Regions from separate parts of the Homo sapiens genome. Here all the other regions are linked to region 4. The links are chromatin contacts, found by Hi-C or POLR2A ChIA-PET in ENCODE. All regions are on one chromosome and are shown on one strand. Each heading gives the region's core, a stretch centred on a gene start or an enhancer-like site at or near the end of the contact. The rest is flanking DNA. Distances are from core to core; before and after follow the strand shown.

Region 1 (2,700 bases), core at 56-2,555, 1.6 Mb after region 4:
GTGGAGGCTTTTCTTCTCCCAGGAAGAATCCAGAATAGTTCAGACAAGCTTCAGGTCCGCCAGAACCGGGGAAAACAACGTGTAGGGTTTGTTTTAAAGGGCTTTTAAATGGGGTTTGGGAGATCCAGGTAGATTAGAATCTTGACTCTGCACTGGCTGTGCAAGACAGAAATTCACCTTTCAAAACTTCTGTTCCCCAGTCTATGCGGTAAGAAGTTTAGATTAGCTGATTTCTAGGGAGATTTTGGGCAGGCATGATTCAGTTCCATGAAGGGCTGTGGGACAGGACTGCACTAAGAGGTCCTATAGATTGGATTCTTCAGTTCCCTCCCTTCCGCTGGAGAATAGAGGAATCTGCCTTCGCTGCACACTAGATTTACCTGGAGAACAAATGGAAAGCAGGCCAGGATCCTGGGTGAAATGTGGCACATTTGAGGAGACTTCAACTTCCCTTGCCCTCCAGGTGTGCACTTGGAAGGGGGAACGAGGGAGGGGGAAGCTGGCAAGATGGGCCGAGAGATAGGGGAGGGGCAGGAGGCGGAGCCCAAGTTGCGCATGGAAGCGGGGGTGGGGTAAAATAATCAAGTTTATAGACCGCCCTCTTTAAAGTTACTAATGAGCTTGCCTTCTCTTTCCTTAATTTCCCCTCGCAGTGTGGTCTTTTCCCCACCCCCAGACATGAAAGGGAAGCAGGTCACAAAGCCTTTCGGATTATAAAAGAAACACTTGCTTCTCACAAGGGGAGCAGCAGACTTACTCTGTACTAAATGCCAGGATAAGCCTCTGGCTGGGCCTCGACTGTGACCCTCCGGCCTCTTTCTACAGCTCTGCCTGGATGGACTGGCCTATCTCTGCTGGATTCCCGAAGTGCATTGTGTAGAGACAGCAACTCAGGTCAGGCTAAAAGCTCAAGCAAGCAAGCGCGCACACACACGCGCGCACACACACACACACACACACAAACACTCAGCTTCCTTAGGACAAGATAAAATCTTAGCATTCCCCTCTCCCCGATTAGGTAGGTCTCTGGGAGGACTAAGGCTTCAGGTGCAAGGCTCAGATAACCTGCAGTGTCTCTCCAACTCTGGGATGACAAAGACCTCACTTCCCTTTTCTGGTGTTCACACAACAATGAGAAAGTACGGGTAGCCTGCAGAAAGACCTCTCCATTCATGGTCCCCCAGGGGTGTGGGTTCTGAGAGGTGGGACCAGCTGCCAGGCCCTTTCTCCATTGGTTGAGTTCAGCAGGTAACCTGAAGCTTTGCTGAGAGGTGCATAAATAAAGAGTGAAACTAGTACCACCTCCTTGAAATGGGCTGAGTCCCTCTTGCTCACCCTTGACTTGGAAAAACCAGTTTCTCTTTTATTGTCTGTTACTAATCTCTATTCTAAAAATTCAGCTCAATTCTCAACCATACTCCAAACTCTCTCTTTTCCAGCTACCTTTACTCCCTCTCCTTCAATTCCACTTTCCTCTGCTTACTTTTTTTTTTTTTCTGACAGGGTCTCACTTTGTCGCCCGGGCAGGAGTGCAGTGGCTCAATCTTGGGCTCACTGCAGCCTCAACCTCCCAGGTTCAAGCGATTCTCCTGCCTCAGCCCCTCAAGTAGCTGGGACTACAAGCGCACACCACCACGCCTGACTAATTTTTTGTATTTTTTTGTAGAGGCGGGGTTTCACCATGTTGCCCAGACTGGTCTTGAACTCCTGAGCTTAAGCAATCCACCTGCCTCGGCCTCCCAAAGTGTTGGGATCACAGGCGTGAGCCACCGCATCCGGCCTCATGTTCTTTTTCATTAAAGAGAGAAATCAACTATTCAGGACCGGCCCCCACCTTTCCTCAGGAGTCATTTCTGTTCCGCACAGGCCTGCTGAACTGGGTGCTTTATATAGGGTAAGTGTTTCTCATTTTTTGTTCCCTGTCCTCAAGCCTTAGGGGCAAAAGAAACATCCAAGATTTGAAATTTCTTTTCTTCTTCTCATCTGCATGGCTGTAGCCATCTCTCTGTTCTGCATTATCTTATGACAAAAAAAAAAAATTCTTATTTTGAAGCAAACTCAAAGCTAGGTCCTGATGTCTCAAGGCACAGGTACTCGTACTTAAAGGTGAGTCTGAAATCTGTGGATTTGGGGAACTTTGGAAAAACAAAGATGAGTGGCTAGATCAGGGGGCTCATTGGGCAGGAAGAGGAGACTGGAAAATGCCATATTCACTGCAAGTCAATTATCAACTTCCTCCAAGGCTAAAATAGCTGAACCTGCTGCATTTTAAACCAATCCTCAGCCACTTTGGTGTTTTCTCAAGGATTTCCAGGGATCCCAGGCAGTAAATTCTGCTGATAATAGGAATTGGTGTGATAAGGTGGGTGCTGAGCAGTTTAAGCACCAAGATTGTAGCTCTGTCTGGTTTTGTGGAGATTTACTCAACTAGAAGAACAGAGATTTGGCTGGTTTTTCAGTCCTGGGGTGCAGGGTGCACCTGTACTGGAAAATTTAGGACGTGGTTTCATTCTTTGAGTCTCATGTTCAAGTTGGTTTTAATGTTATGAAGACACTTGGGACGTAATCCTGAGGGCAGCTGGGGGGAAGAAAGTGGTCACTGGATGGACTTACCCTGTAGCGAGCCCATGCATGGTTTGTTCTCTGATCGTGCATGTGCTTGGCTCTAGACCCATGTAACCATGGTGAAGGCCACTGGGG
Region 2 (2,747 bases), core at 221-2,720, 1.8 Mb before region 4:
CTCCAGTGGTGAGATTTTAACAATCTCCCCATCTGACAGGTTCCCATGCAGGAATGAAAGACATGGAAGGGAAGAGGGGGGCCAGCTCCCTGAGTCCTGTGTCCACCAGCTGCTGCTAAATACCTCTGAGAAACTCTGCTTCTATCTAAGGGGACCTACTTCTCTCGGGAATCTCAATACTTGGAACAAGAACCTCCTAGACGGACCCTTTGGCATAATGAATTGGACCAACTGTAGGTTCCAGGACTAGAGAGCCAGCAATGCCTCCATGAACAATCTCACCCAATTACTCTGCTCAGGTAAGACCAACTGAAAACTAGAACAATACAAATGGTGGTTATTCCTGTCTTCTGTTTCTTTGTTTGTTTTTGTGACAGGGTCTTGCTCTGTCACCCAGGCTAGAGTACAATGGTGTGATCATGGCTCACTGCAGCCTCGACTTCCCTAGCTTAAGTGATTCTCCTATCTCAGCCTCTCAAGGAGCTGGGACTACAGGCATGCAGTAGCACACCCAGCTAATTTTCGGATTTTTTTTTTTTAAAGTAGAGACAAGGTCTAGCTATATTGCCCAGGCTGGTCTCAAACTCTTGAGCTCAGGCGGTCCTCCTGCCTTGACTTCCCAAAGTGCTGAGATTATAGGCGTGAGCCACTGGGCCTGGCTCGTTATTACTGTTGAATAATAGTCTGATCACTGAGTTCTTAAACAACTCCATGAGGTAGGCATTCATATTCTGTCTGTTTCACAGATGAGGCTCAGAAAAGCTAAGTGTTTGTCCTAAGATCACAGTTAGGAAGTGTCTGAGACCCAGGTCACTGTGAGGGAAGAGAGAGACCCTCTCATATTGTTTTATATTGTTTTATACTCAGTACCTGTTTTAAGGAAAAACAACAAGGAAGTAAAACCAAAGACAGGCAGTCCGGCGCCAGGCCCGAAACCAGGCCTGGGCCTGCCTGGCCTAAACCCAGTAGTTAAAAATCAACTCATAACTTAGAAACTGATGTTATTCATAGATTCCAGACATTGTATAGAAGAACATTGTGAAACTCCCTGCCCTGTTCTGTTTCTCTCTGACCACCGGTGCATGCAGCCCCTGTCACATACCGCCTGCTTGCTCAAATCAATCATGACCCTTTCATGTGAAATCTTTAGTATTGTGAGCCCTTAAAAGGGACGGAAATTGTGCATTCGGGGAGCTCGGATTTTAAGGCAGTAGCCTGCTGATGCTCCCAGCTGAATAAAGCCCTTCCTTCTACAATTTGGTGTCTGAGGGGTTTTGTCTGCGGCTCGTCCTGCTACATTTCTTGGTTCCCTGACCAGGAAACGAGGTAACTGATGGACAGCCGAGGCAGCCCCTTAGGCGGCTTAGGCCTCCCCTGTGGAGCATCCCTGAGGCGGACTCCGGCCAGCCCGAGTGACGCGATCCAAAGAGCACTCCCGGGTAGGAAATTGCCCCGGTGGAATGCCTCACCAGAGCAGCGTGTAGCAGTTCCCTGTGGAGGATTAACACAGTGGCTGAACACCGGGAAGGAACTGGCACTTGGAGTCCGGACATCTGAAACTTGGTAAGACTAGTCTTTGGAACTTGCCCCACTCCATCTAGGTGGAAGTGTGGCCTGATCACCCACGACATGCCTGCATTGGCACTTCTGTTCTGGTTTTGACTTGACTTAGATTGTGTGATACTTTGGTTTTGGTTTTGGTTTTGACCTGGCTTGGATTTCTGGATACTCTGATTTTGGTTTTGATTTTGGTTTGGTGTAAACTGCAAGAGTGTGTATGCCCTTTTTACCTGTTTTTTTGTTTGTGGCATGTGTGTGGTGTGGGTGTGGTGTTTTGTCTCGAAGAAGCATGGGTCAGGTACAAATAAGCCCACCCCACTAGGAACTATGTTAAAAAAAAATTCAAGAAAGAATTTAAGGGAGATTACAGTGTTACTGTGACACCAGGAAAACTTAGAACTTTGTGTGAAATAGACTGGCCAGCATTAGAGGTGGGTTGGCCATCAGAAGGAAGCCTGGACAGGTCCCTTGTTTCAAAGGTATGACACAAGGTAACCCGTAAGCCAAGGCACCCAGACCAGTTTCCATACATAGAAAGTTACAGCTGCTTTTATACCCCCTTGCCCCGCCAACGTAGTTAAGAGAACAGCAGCATAAGCGGCTGGCAGAGGCAAGGAAAGACCAGTAGAGAGAAAAAAAGGCCATCTATACCAATTCTAAGTTAATTTAGACTAAACAAGGTCTTAATAGCAAAGGATAATTGAAATCCCAAACTTACAAGGTTTTCAACAAAAGTGAAGTTTGCTTAAAGTTAACAGTGTAACATGTATTATGGTAACTTCTAATCTTGTGGCCTTAGACAGTCTAGTCCAAAGGCATAAAGAAAGTTTGCTTTAAAAAAAAAAAAAAGGAATGGTTATCTTCAAAAAAAAAAAAAAGTGGGGGGAGACAGAATTTATGTAAAAAGAGTGTTATATGGTAAATTCTTGTCCTGAAATAAACTAACTGGTGTTTAAAGAAAAAAAATGTTTGTAATAAGTCAGAAAGTTGAGACACATTGAAGAATTGTCGGCAAAAGTCGTGAAAGAAAAAATGTTATAAAAAAATTTATGCAAAAAATGTTGTATAATTTAAAAGTAATAAGGCCTCCTGAGTACTATTAAAAAAACAGTTTATGTGCAAGGTGTATAAGAAAAGTAAAACATACCTTTGGTAAAAAGATTATAAAGGGGCATAAGAATGTGGAT
Region 3 (2,821 bases), core at 279-2,778, 1.3 Mb before region 4:
AATATTTTTCTTTTTCTTTTTTTTTTTTTTTTTTTGAGATGGAGTTTTGCTCTTGTTGCCCAGGCTGGAGTACAATGACGCGATCTCGGCTCACTGCAACCTCTGCCTCCCAGGTTCAAGCAATTCTCCTGCCTCAGCCTCCTGAGTAGCTGAGATTACAGGCACCCACCACCACACCCAGCTAAGTTTTGTGTTTTTTTTTTTGAGTAGAGACAGGGTTTCACAATGTTGGCCAGGTCTTGAACTCCTGACCTCAGGTGAACCCCTACCTCGGCCTCCCAAGGTGCTGGGATTACAGGAGTGAGCCACCGCACCCGGCCTATAGTTAAATATTATACTTAAGTACATAGAAAACACACTCCCATGCCCCCATCTGCCTAGGCTTTCTTGGGTCTACAGTGACACCATTGAATTCTTTTTCTTCAAGGAAGATGCAAGAGGAAGAGGGTCCTGGAGGTCAGATCCTACACTGCTCCCTGTTCCCTGCCTGTAATTGTTCCATCTCCTCCTGCCTGGCCAGTCAGCTCCTCCCTGGACAGGATCCCTGTGGTACTCCAGGGGCACTAGCCAACCCCACAGCCCTGGGACAGTTGGGGAGGTCCCCATCTCTCTGCTAGCAGCAGGCACACCCAGGCCTCAGGCATGGCACCTGCCCCTCACCACCTCGGCATGAGAGAAAAGAAAAGATTACTAAAAATAAGTTAGCTCCAAATTTCAGCAATAAAAATAAAACTAGAATCTTTGGAACCACTGGCCCATTTGACTGTTTTTTATGTGCTGTCTCAAAGGCTTACATGGCCCAAGACTAGTCCCAGAAGAGATTTCAGACTGGCACAGCCTCCAGATAGCCTCATTTAGAGATGCCGTCCGAACTCCACACTCGTGGGATTCACTGCCCGCTGCCTCCTCTGGCCCTTCCCAGTATTGTCCGTCCTATAAGATCAGAACTCGCATCTCCTTCAGGTCCAACAACATCAAGTACTTGGTTACAAAAGCCAGTATTGGCCGGGCGTGGTGGCTCATGCCTGTAATCCCAGCACTTTGGGAGGCCGAGACGGGCGGATCACGAGGTCAGGAGATCCAGACCATCCTGGCTAACCTGGTGAAACCCCATCTCTACTGAAAAATAGAAAAAATTAGCCAGGCGTGGTGGCAGGCTAACTACTTGGGAGGCTGAGGCAGGAGAATGGTGTGAACCCGGGAGGCGGAGCTTGCAGTAAGCCAAGATCGTGCCACTGCACTCCAGCCTGGGCGACAGAACGAGTCTCTGTCTCAAAAAAAAAAAGCCAGTATTGACCAAATACTGCTTGGGTTGAATTGCTGCATCTTCTCTCTTGCATCCTGTACAATCAGGATGGACTAACTTGAAACAACCCCTGCTTTTCAGTCATTGAATATAATCAGAGGTTTATTTCCCCCTTTACTTAAAAAAGTTAGATTGGCAGGTGGGGATCAGGATAACACATGGGAAGCTTGTGGGCCAGACCCGGAAATGGTGGGTGTTTCTTGCAACCACGGGCCATTGGCTGGAACTCAGTCACGTGGCCACACCTAACCACAGGGGAGGTTGGGAAGTGAAGTACAGCTGTGAGCCCTGGTAGAAAAGGAAGCAGGTTGTGGTGAGCATTTAGCTGTCTCTGCCACACATGCCTCCTGCCACCGTTTCTGCGCCAGGCACCTGGGAAGCTCTGCTCATAACTGCTTGGTAAAGGACATGACCTGTTTCTTTGACCTTGTACCTCTCTCTCATCTGTCACTGAGGATATTCTGTTCTTGGGATTGGGTCCTGTCTCCCCCATCTAAACTGGAAATCTCTTGAGGACGGGTGCTTTTCCTCACTCAGCACTTCTCTGGTTTCTCTGTAGCATCTGAAACCTTCAGTGTTGCATCAAGGTGGCCTCAACCACCTGCACCAGAACTACTCTTTGAGAATGGAGTTTCAGGGGCCCTACTCCAGAGCTACTGGCTCCTGAATCTTTGGAGATGGGACCCTGGATTCTGCTTTTCTAATACTTTTCCCAGGTGATTCTCATATATGCTGCAATCTAGGAACCACCTGTTTAGGAAATATTTGGTAATTGACTGCTTACCCCAATTGGAATGCAAGAAGAGAATGTGTCACAGATTCCTAAGAGGTTCCTAGGCTGGAAACTGAAGTCTAGAGAGGGAAGAGGATTTGCCCCCAGTCACACAGCTCAGTAGAGACAGATTCAAGGAGTCAGGCCCCCTGGGTCCTGCTCAGAGCTTTCTCTGCTAGTCTCATCACCACAAGCTGAACTCTTATTTCAAGGCCCTTTGAGATCTTGATGGCACATGATGTAAGGGAAGACACACAGCACTAACTGTAAATGAAGTCCTCCCTTCCCATCCAGCTCAAGCCACTAAGAGGTTATGGCCAAGTCATTTCAATCATCAGACTCAGGTACTTCATCCTGTCCTTCTCAACAAACACCCTTGTCATGTGAGTGTCCTTATCTTCCCTGCTGAGAGTCCCTTGCCTCTTTGCATGGGAACAGACCCTTTTTACTAGTTTCTCATGGGCCTGGTAGGGATTCTAGATATTGGCTGCCAAGTTCTCTAAACCATAAGGACTTCCCCTAGGGAGGGGTCAGAGAGACGACCTCCTCCAGGACCACCTGGAACTCACCCAAGACATCCTTGTTCACACGCCGCTTAGTCCAGGCCATCCCTCACTCTCTGTTCTGGTTCCTCCCCTCCTGCCCTCCTTCTGTCTTCACAGGTTTAGATAGTTTATCCAGAATCAGCTTTTCCCTATAAAGCAATTTCACTTACAGTTTGGGACACATAATATCCACCCACC
Region 4 (2,931 bases), core at 111-2,610:
CGCCACCATGTCGGAGACCAGCAGAAATGGCTCCAAAATGGCAGCTCATCAGAGGAGTCCAGAAAGATCATAAACCCACCCAGGGAAAAGAGGGGAAGCCAGTGACAAGGGGAGTAAACTGTCAAAACTACCTCCCAACCAAGCCCCCGATAATCATCACATCTTTTCCTTCAGAAACATCCTCTCAAAAATCAGATGGGACATGAGTGAAAGAAGGGTGCCACCCCCTCCACCAGAGAGGCCCTAGGGGCCATAGGTGGTATGGGGCACTCAGAAGGATGTTCTGTAGCCTCTTCCCCAAGATGAGGCTAGAAAACCACCACTTTTGTCCTCAAGCTTGGCTCCTGCCAGTAACTAGACAAGAGTTAGCCCTCCCAGGGATTGCAGTCCTTCACTGCTACCCAGTCAGACCCTCCCCAGCTCTATGGGCCCTGGGGAGCAAGAAGGTAGGGTTGCAAGGAAGGGCCGAGAAGGCGCGTGCCATGCCCTCAGTTATGTAATAAGAAGGGCGGTGCTCGTCCTAGGCCAGAGACCCAGGGCGCACTGCGCTTCCAGATGCGCAGTCACGGGTGGGGGCCACTGCGCATGGCGCAGGGCTTGGTAAACCCCCTCCCCACAAACGTGAGACCTGCGACAAAGACAGGTTAGAGAGCCGGGACCCTGATTTTTCGAGGCCTCCCTCCCCCAACCAAAGGCGGACAGCCTGCTGCCCTAGTTTTATTCTGATTCTCCTCATTCCCTAGACTGACAAACCTTTCTAACCCGGGGCCTCCAAACCTCCCGTCTCCCACTGACTTTTCTGGAAATCCCACCAGATGCGGAGTTTCGAGCAATTTCCTGGGGTCAGTCCCCCATCCTCACCTTTCCAAGCACCACGTAGTAGTAGCTTCCAGAAGGTAGATCTTTCCCATACTGGGCTCAGCTCACAACTGGCTCTTGAGGGCCTCTGGACAGCCCCGGACGTCAATGCAAATCTGTTGTCCCCAGGGAGTAGCCCAGAGTCAGCAGGAAGCCCAGGGTGGTGGCAGTATCAGCAGCAGCAGCTCTGCCCTACCTTGCCCATGCGTTTCCAGGGGAGCCAAGAATTATTTTGCCGCAACACTGAGGTGTGGCTGATTGGAAAATTCCCTTTTCCAACACCAAACTACAGAATAAATATTTTCTTCCAATTTGGTCAACCCTCTGCATACCCATCTCCCTAGCATTCTTCCCTCTAAATAAAAAGTTTTGGGAGCCCTGAGCTCTTCCTCCTTATAGTGCGTGAAATTTTAAAAGGCATAGGAAGAGGCTTCAACTGGGCAGTCAAAAGCAGGCATAGACACAGGAGCCTACGCACACCCCTAAAGAGATTTTAGAAAGCTGCTGGGCTTCTCCCCGCTCCCCTTTAAGCAAGTGAAATGCAAATTCAGATTTGATACCCTGCCCTGAGCCAATCAAAAAAAGCTTTTCACCTGCCATTGGCCCACCCACCAATCAGAGGAAGTGTCTGGAGGGAGAGCCCTCCCCTGGCCAATGGAAGGCCAGCTCAGTCACTTAGTTAATGATGCAGCAGTACAGGGAAGGCCATCACATGTGAACTGGAAGGGAGCCAACATGGAGACACAGAGAGCGCAAGGTAAACAACTTTCCAACGCCAAAAGGATGACATTTAATCTCTAAATGCTAGCTTCCCTTCTTAGCTCATCCTTAACCCCTCTCAGCTGGCCACAGAGACCCCAGGAGCCTCACTACCTGTCCCCATAGAGCTCCTAACCAGATGCAACAGTGACTGCGTCACCATTCCCCACTTTTCCCAACTACGCAGTGACAAACCTACCAGCTTTACCCCACTTCTCCCAGCCCACACCCCACCCTGGCCACTCGGCTCCCCACCAGCCTCAGAATCCCAGGGCCAGACCTTTCAATAAGGCAACCCCTGGGAAAAAACTGTCCCTCTGTCTTCCTTTCGGCACTTCTCACTCCCTTACCTTCCACATAAGACCTGCACGGACAGACAGATGGACGCTGACACCCAAACAACTTGGAGAACCAGTCTGTCTGTCCACTAGAAGGAAATAGGGTAAAAGCTGGGAGGTCAGGTGGGAAGCAGGGGATGGTTCACTCCTCTCACCTCTACCCTGGTCAGGCTTGAGCAGCTGACACTAGGGAAAAGAAATTAAAGTGGGAAAAAACCCTCCCTCAGAGAAATAAATAGCAAAAATCGAGAAAGAAGGTGAGAAAGACAGAGCACCCACATACACAGAGACAGCGCCCCTGATCCCAGCAAATACATACGTGGGGGAAGAAGGGGGTTACGCCATCAAGTCCTGAAGCCCGTCGGACCACCCATCGCCGCCTGCGCAGACCCAAATCTTGGTCCCGCCGTAAGGTGCCGCAGTCCCGAATGTTCCAGAATTTGGTCCCATCAAACCCTCCACCGTCGCCCCACAACCTCTTGCTCCCACCCCTGCCCCCCACCACCACCCCACCTCCTCCCCACGGGAACCGCCCGTGCCACCTTGCGTGTCATCTCCTAGCCTAGGCTACCCAGAGGCCTCTGGCCCTGACAGATCTCTGAACGCTCAGCAAGTGAGCTGGCAGAACCTGGTGCCCGGTGTTGCTATGACTTGTTTCTTGATTTCTCTCTCTCTCTCTGCTGCAGCACGGCTGTTGCTAGCAGACCTATCGACGGAGCTTGCTTGCTCGCTCGCTCTCTCACTCTCTCTCTCTCTCTCTCTCTCTCTCTCTCTCTCAGCTCTGTGACGCAGATCTAAATTCTCCAGTCTGCTCCTTGTGTTGCAAGAGCAGAACTGCAGCTTTTCCCCTGGAGAGCCGGAGGGCAGTGCCAAGGCTGGTCAAACAAGGCAAAAAAAGTTGGGCCTACACTCTGCTTCCTTGGCCACACTTTTCAGCTCACACCCTCCCACCTCACCCCTCCTGCACCTCACTGCT
Region 5 (2,789 bases), core at 53-2,552, 1.1 Mb before region 4:
CACGTGTGGGTTCAGCCTAGATTCCCAACAAGCTACTTTCTGTACTTTCTGTTTCCTTTGTCACTCTCCCCAGCATGCAGCTCACTGTGTTCACAGGCTGGCCGGCCAGCCTAACCCGCAAGCCTGCAAAGGCAGCGAGCAGTCATTTAGAAACCCCCAAAGACACTTAACAGAAAACAAATACAATCAAGGCAGCAGCTCCTCACTGGCTGAGCAGGTCATACCATCTGTCAGGTTCCCACACTCTCTCCAATGAAGAATGGGGCCTATTGAGTCCCCACCACCTTCCATGCTTTGGGGTTGGGGAGTGGGCATGGGTTGTGCTCTGCAGACCCTCTCTGCCACCATCCAAGCTCACCTTATTAAAGGCATTCTTCACCTGCTCCACGGCCTTGCTCTTGTTTTCACAGGGAAGAAATCGATGCTGTGGAAGAAAAGAGAAAGTGTTGGTGATCCTGGCTTCCAGCTCCATGTCCATCACACTTAGGGGACAAGCTGGTGGCATCATGAGGAGGCCAGATTTATCCAAATGCCTTGCCTCACAGCTCCCAGAGAGAACTGAGCCCTGCTTCCATGGCCCTGGGAGTTAAATGTATTTCTCCAGGACTCACTCCAAGATGTTTGCAAGGCTTGGATGACAACCCAGGTCTTGGGATTCCTTCCTCCCCCAGAACTCTACAGTATCTCCTGCAGTGCTGAGCGAGGCATTCTTCAGCCTGTCCTTTTCTGCCTCTCTCTCCTGTTCCTCCCCGTCAGTCACAGCCACCGAGGAACACTTCTAAGCATCTGAGGAGGGAAGCTACTGGGACCAAACCCTTCACATAGCCTTGTCCTACAAATAGACACCAACTGATTTTCCAATATTGGTGACAGAACAGGGGAAACCATTAGTAGTGAGGGCATCATTTCAGTTGGAGAAATAAATTACCTGGAGGAATTACTCATAGACACTAGCCTGGGGATGAATAGCCCCCTTGTCCCTTCTAAAATGCCAGGGGAAATCCTGTCAGTCAATTGGGCCCTTCTTAGAGCTTTGCTTTCAAAACATTGAGATTAAAAGAGGTGAATGATGTTTCCTCTGCTTGGGAACCTTAGCTCCCCGCCCAGGGTCTAGTTACAAAGAGGCAGTGGAGGCCTGACTGAAGCTCTGGGCTCCTTTTATGAAGAGAGAGGGGAGTAGTTAATAACCCACAAATGACTCACAAATAACAGGAAAGCTGTTTGCAAATTTCACATGTAAATGCCTAGCAGCCACCCCCAACGCCTGCTCAAAGAGAAATGAGCAAGAGATCTGACTCCAGGAGTCTTTCCTCATTTACAGCTAGCTCTGCCAGTCTGTGTCTTTGCTGTGTCTGTGGATGTGAGTGTCCCTGCTGGTCTGTAGGAGATGGTATTTTGGGGGCAGCTGCAAGGGAAAAAACTGATCTGCTACTTACACAGCGCCGTAGCCTCAGCCTGAGGGTCTTCAGGTTCTCCCCCAGGGAGTTCACATGCGCCTTGATGTCTGGGTCTTGGTTCTCAGCTTGGGGCATCACCTCCTCCAGGTAAAACTGGATCATCTCAGACAAGGCTTGGCAACCCAGGTAACCCTAAGGGCAGGAGCCAAAGGTGAGTGAGAGATTGGCGGAGGTGGCTGGGAGGAGGGGCTGCTGCAACTAGCTTAAGAGGACAGCTTGGTTCTAGCGATCCTCCTTCACCAGAAGCCTCCCCGAAGGGACTGAGCCCTTTGTAAACCCTCTGGCTGCTGGATGTGCTGAGTTAACATCTTCCCACTTCTCCTTTTCAAAGCGAAGGAAACAAACCCAATTCCCTGCAATCAGGAAGCAGAGTCTCCCTTCCCTTAATCATGCTGCACACTCCCCCAGCACCCCGCCCCTGCTCTCACCTTAAAGTCCTCCAGCAAGGACTCCTTTAACAACAAGTTGTCCAGCTGATCCTTCATTTGCTGCAGGAAGAACAAAAGGAGAATGAACTTGAGGTTTGGGGAAATAACTGAAATGCGGTCTTTTTGATGCCCTTTCATTTAGAGATTTTTTTTTTTAAATAAAATTGGCTCTGGCCCAAAAAAATCAAAAGGGGAGTTTTAAAAACAGAGGATTCAACAGTGATGGGACCATCACTTAAATCAGGTCCTCCTCCTCAGAGTCAAGTTATTTAAAAAATCTGGCCGATTTTGAAGGGAAAGCAGAAGCTTGACTCAGTCCTGGTCTTCTTTCTGCGGAGCTACATTCGGCTTTAAGGGACACCTATGTCAACCCTTCGGGGCCTTGAGCCCCCCTCATGTCCTGTTCTCTGCTTTTCTTTCTCCCCACTGTAGACATCCAGTTTAGCTTGGAAAGATCCCAGGGATTAAGAAGCTCCTTCTAATGCAGGTTTCCCTCATGTAGAGTGCTTCCCTAAACCACTGGTCTTTCAGGTCTGGAAACGCTCTAAGCAGAGGCAATTTAAATTTCCCTGCTGCAAGGCATGGGGAGCATCTTCACCTCGAATCAGACATTTCTTTACTTCTCCTAGCCAATAAAGTATAGAGCGCCAGCAGGATCTTATAAGTTTCTCAGCACGAGAGAGAACGCATTTACTTTATAAGGCAGGTTTCCTGCACATTTACTGTATCATCTGGCTTAGCTTAACTCACCAAACCCATGGCTTGATCTAGGATTCTCTTAAGAATTTAAGTTTGGGGGAATAGGTGTTGGGGATGGAGGTGGAGGCGCAGGAGGAGGGTTCTTATAGTTCCAGGAGAATGTCTAGTTCAGGCAGTCCCAGGAAGAGAGAAAGGACAGGAAGGA
Region 6 (2,759 bases), core at 180-2,679, 1.9 Mb after region 4:
TACTCAGGAGGCTGAGGCAGGAGAATTGCTTGAACCTGGGAGGCGGAGGTTGCAGTGAACCGAGATCGCGCAATTGCACTCCAGCTTAGGCAACAAGAGTGAAACTCCGTCTCACTCTGTCGCCCAGGCTAGAGTGCAGTGGCACATTCTTGGCTCACTGCAACCTCTGCCTCCCAGGTTCAAGCGATTCTTGTGCCTCAGCCTCCCAAGTAGCTGGGTTTACAGGCACATGCCATGACATCCGGCTAATTTTTTATATTTTTGGTAGAGATGGGGTTTCACCATGTTGGCCAGGCTAGTCTTGAACTCTTGACCTCAAGTGATCCACCCACCTGGACCTCCCAAAGTGCTGGGATTACAGGTGTGAGCCACTGTGCCCGGCCAAAATTCTCTTTTTCTGACATCTTGGGCTCCCCAAGCCCTCTGTCCTCTACTCATTCCCATCTCTATGTGTCAAGCTCCAGACACAGGGCCTTGAGCTGTTGTCTCTCATCCTGAGTAAATGCCACTTGTCTTCAGTCCTAGTGCTTGAGAATCCATCCTCTGCTTTTCCCTGCCGATTCCTTGTCCTTTTTCTCCTCAAAGAACAGAGAAAGAAGCAGAAGCAGAGAAAATGGTGACAAACTCTCCACATGTTAATAAATGTTATCACAGCTATTTTTAAGTCTCATTACCTGCCTCACATGTGTCAAACCTTAGAATTCCAAAGAGCCACATACATCACCCAACTACCACAGTGAGTAGCATCCAGACAAGGTGAATTTTACAAGGTTACAAAGCTGCTCAGTTAACTTGTCCCAATCCAGTTTCCTCTCCACTATTTTAGCCTGAACTTCTTGGGAATTTCCTGGCTGCATCATTTGTGATGGCTTCATCTTAATGCATGCAAATCAGTTCCCTTTAGTTTTTCCCTAAATTTCCTAGTCCGGTTGACCAGATAAAAAAATGTGTAGAAGACTCTGCCTTCTATTCCTTCCTTCATCCCCCAGCTACCCACCTTTACACTCCCTCCTCATTGCTCCAGAAAGGAGCAAATCCAGAGTTGGTCTCATTCCAGAATCTGAGAAAGACACCACCTACTTCAGAAGAGCAGAAACTCTTTACAACACCAGGATTGGGAAGAGGTGGCTAAAGAAAAAGGAAAATCCTTACACAAAGAACTACCTGATACACATGAAAGCCTACACTGAGAACATCTCATCTAGGTCTTACCACCAAAAAGGCATTTTTTTCCCTCTCATAGAAACCACAAAGGTCTGAATCTGACCCAGAGGACTATCCTTTTCTAATCATGGAAAGGAATCTTGACTTGAAACTGTCCAAGAGCTCCGACCAATCCAGTAGCAAGAGAAAGGGTGGCCGGGGTGCCTACTGATGGGAGGAGCTCCTGAGCCCAGCCCTGGAGGCCTCAGAGTTCAGGGGCCCACTTAGATGATACCAGAGAGCAAGAGAGAGGAACTGGGGTTTGCGAACCTTGTGGCTTTGTCTGTTTCCTGTTTCAGCAAGGCTGCTGTGCAAAAAGAAAGACGGTACCAAGAAGGGACGTGTTAATGGGGCCCAGACCTATGGATTGAAAGCGTGTGCTTTACCCATCTGCTGTCTTGCTCCATCTGAGACCAGAGCCAAGATCTGCCCAGGACTGGAATGCTTTCCCGAGTGGCTTGAGTTGGAGCCTGGGACTAGGAGGTAACTGAGAAGGAGGATGCTTTTGTGTCCAGGTTTGGGAACTCCAACTTCGGGGTAGGGCAGAAGATGCTCTACCATCCCAGCTCCCCTGGGTGGAGAGTGGGTGGCATAGTTTAAGGGTGTCAGGGGTTTGGGTAACCAAGAAAGTATCCTGTATTGGTTTCCTGTGGCGCTAGCCATGGCACAGGGTACAGCTTGCACCACTCCTCTGTTCCAGTAGATTAGATTACATTAGATTAGGAGTGAGTCAAACGACTTAGAGTTCAGGCTACCCAGTGATATGGGCATGAATTAAATGACCTTTTACAGTTTTCTTCAAAGCAGGGATCCCTGAACACAAGACTGCCTTCCCAGCAGCTTAAGCGCAGGCCCCTCTCCCCTCAGTTCACACTGAGAGCTCTGGGCCAGGAAGGCCAACCCATGCAGGAAGCCATTCATTGTCTCCATTACAAACATGGCCAGGAAGTAAAAGCGAGACTCAGAAAGGCATGTCAAGCCACAGTCAGGTGAGGAGCCATGCCCTGTTCTCTCTCTGCAGCCTGAGAGACCAGGCTGAGCCTTCCCAGCCAGTAAACCTTCTTCCTCCAAGCTCTAAGTGAGCCCAGTCATGCTGCCAGGGGGGAACCTGAGAGATGCCAGAAAGCCTGGGCAGTGGCCAAGTGATCTTTCTTTGAACCCTACAGGGACCAGTTCCCTTTTCTTTAGCAGCCTACCCCTGTCAGCCGTCCCACATACCTTCTTGTTTTCAAGCAAGTCAGTAGGGTCCAGATATCCCAGAAACCTGGGTAGGGTTCTATGCAGCATGCTGCACCAAATCCTAGCAGGTGTGGTAGCCAAGGCATCTGGGAACACTCCCCTCTCTAAGGAGCCATTTCCACTGCAGCTCCTTTCTTGGGTAAGAAGGCTCCATGTCTGCCCCAAGGAAGCAGAGAGCAGAGCAGCTGTGTGTTTCAGTGGACTAAGGTTGGTGGCCTGGGTGGAGAGCCCAGAGAGACCTCATCTCAGGCACTGTCTTCTCCCCCACAGCCCTTTCCTCTTCGCGGCAAGAAGGTAGGAGGATTCTCAATGTTCTG

What was found. Hi-C counts contacts between places; a loop is a spot of excess contacts on that map. ChIA-PET counts read pairs that join two places held with the same protein, here RNA polymerase II (POLR2A). Pooled maps may share reads with other maps.
Region 1: a loop to region 4 is called in a map of PC-9, with 4 times the contacts of the local background. The contact joins the promoter of MIR205HG here to the promoter of MIR29B2CHG in region 4. A Hi-C loop is called at or near these places in 1 of 168 maps with a recorded cell type or tissue (PC-9). POLR2A ChIA-PET finds 5 or more read pairs at or near these places in 1 of 52 experiments (PC-9).
Region 2: a pooled map shows a loop between it and region 4 (35-fold over the local background). The contact joins the promoter of RHEX here to the promoter of MIR29B2CHG in region 4. A Hi-C loop is called at or near these places in 4 of 37 single-sample maps with no recorded cell type and 5 of 50 pooled maps.
Region 3: a loop to region 4 is called in a pooled map, with 6 times the contacts of the local background. The contact joins the enhancer-like site here to the promoter of MIR29B2CHG in region 4. A Hi-C loop is called at or near these places in 1 of 168 maps with a recorded cell type or tissue (naive thymus-derived CD4-positive, alpha-beta T cell) and 9 of 50 pooled maps. POLR2A ChIA-PET finds 5 or more read pairs at or near these places in 1 of 52 experiments (activated naive CD8-positive, alpha-beta T cell).
Region 5: a map with no recorded cell type shows a loop between it and region 4 (8-fold over the local background). The contact joins the promoter of IL19 here to the promoter of MIR29B2CHG in region 4. A Hi-C loop is called at or near these places in 1 of 37 single-sample maps with no recorded cell type and 2 of 50 pooled maps. POLR2A ChIA-PET finds 5 or more read pairs at or near these places in 1 of 52 experiments (GM12878).
Region 6: a loop to region 4 is called in a pooled map, with 13 times the contacts of the local background. The contact joins the promoter of TRAF3IP3 here to the promoter of MIR29B2CHG in region 4. A Hi-C loop is called at or near these places in 8 of 37 single-sample maps with no recorded cell type and 9 of 50 pooled maps. POLR2A ChIA-PET finds 5 or more read pairs at or near these places in 1 of 52 experiments (CD4-positive, alpha-beta T cell).

What each region holds. Positions count from the first base shown.
Region 1 is chr1:209,427,515-209,430,214 of GRCh38, forward strand. It overlaps MIR205HG (MIR205 host gene), which reads left to right and starts at 1,306. Exons shown (of 4, transcript NR_145437.1): 1 at 1,306-1,574; 2 at 1,667-1,894. RefSeq lists an enhancer at 304-1,227.
Region 2 is chr1:206,051,703-206,054,449 of GRCh38, forward strand. It overlaps RHEX (regulator of hemoglobinization and erythroid cell expansion), which reads left to right and starts at 1,471. Exons shown (of 6, transcript NM_001007544.4): 1 at 1,471-1,563. It overlaps LOC105372857 (a long non-coding RNA gene), which reads right to left. Exons shown (of 3, transcript XR_922473.3): 3 at 1,741-2,747. RefSeq lists enhancers at 867-1,106, 1,527-1,586.
Region 3 is chr1:206,561,648-206,564,468 of GRCh38, forward strand. All of the region lies in intron 2 of RASSF5 (Ras association domain family member 5), which reads left to right. It overlaps LOC124904494 (a long non-coding RNA gene), which reads left to right. Exons shown (of 2, transcript XR_007066831.1): 2 at 1-747. Among named protein-coding and RNA genes, the nearest start is that of EIF2D, 49 kb to the right of the region's middle. Within about 2 kb of position 1,529, at least 9 of the 41 ENCODE cell types and tissues checked have a DNase peak (open chromatin) inside an H3K27ac peak, as active enhancers do.
Region 4 is chr1:207,821,343-207,824,273 of GRCh38, forward strand. MIR29B2CHG (MIR29B2 and MIR29C host gene) reads right to left here and starts at 1,361. Exons shown (of 6, transcript NR_135299.1): 1 at 862-1,361. It overlaps LOC148696 (a long non-coding RNA gene), which reads left to right. Exons shown (of 1, transcript NR_026817.1): 1 at 1-1,254. RefSeq lists an enhancer at 1,052-1,231 and a silencer at 1,372-1,551.
Region 5 is chr1:206,769,471-206,772,259 of GRCh38, forward strand. It overlaps IL19 (interleukin 19), which reads left to right and starts at 1,303. Exons shown (of 7, transcript NM_153758.5): 1 at 1,303-1,608. It overlaps IL10 (interleukin 10), which reads right to left. Exons shown (of 5, transcript NM_000572.3): 2 at 1,886-1,945; 3 at 1,437-1,589; 4 at 359-424. RefSeq lists an enhancer at 1,464-1,653 and cis regulatory regions at 2,653-2,789, 2,735-2,789.
Region 6 is chr1:209,754,624-209,757,382 of GRCh38, forward strand. It overlaps TRAF3IP3 (TRAF3 interacting protein 3), which reads left to right and starts at 1,430. Exons shown (of 17, transcript NM_025228.4): 1 at 1,430-1,686. RefSeq lists enhancers at 1,153-1,312, 1,593-2,002.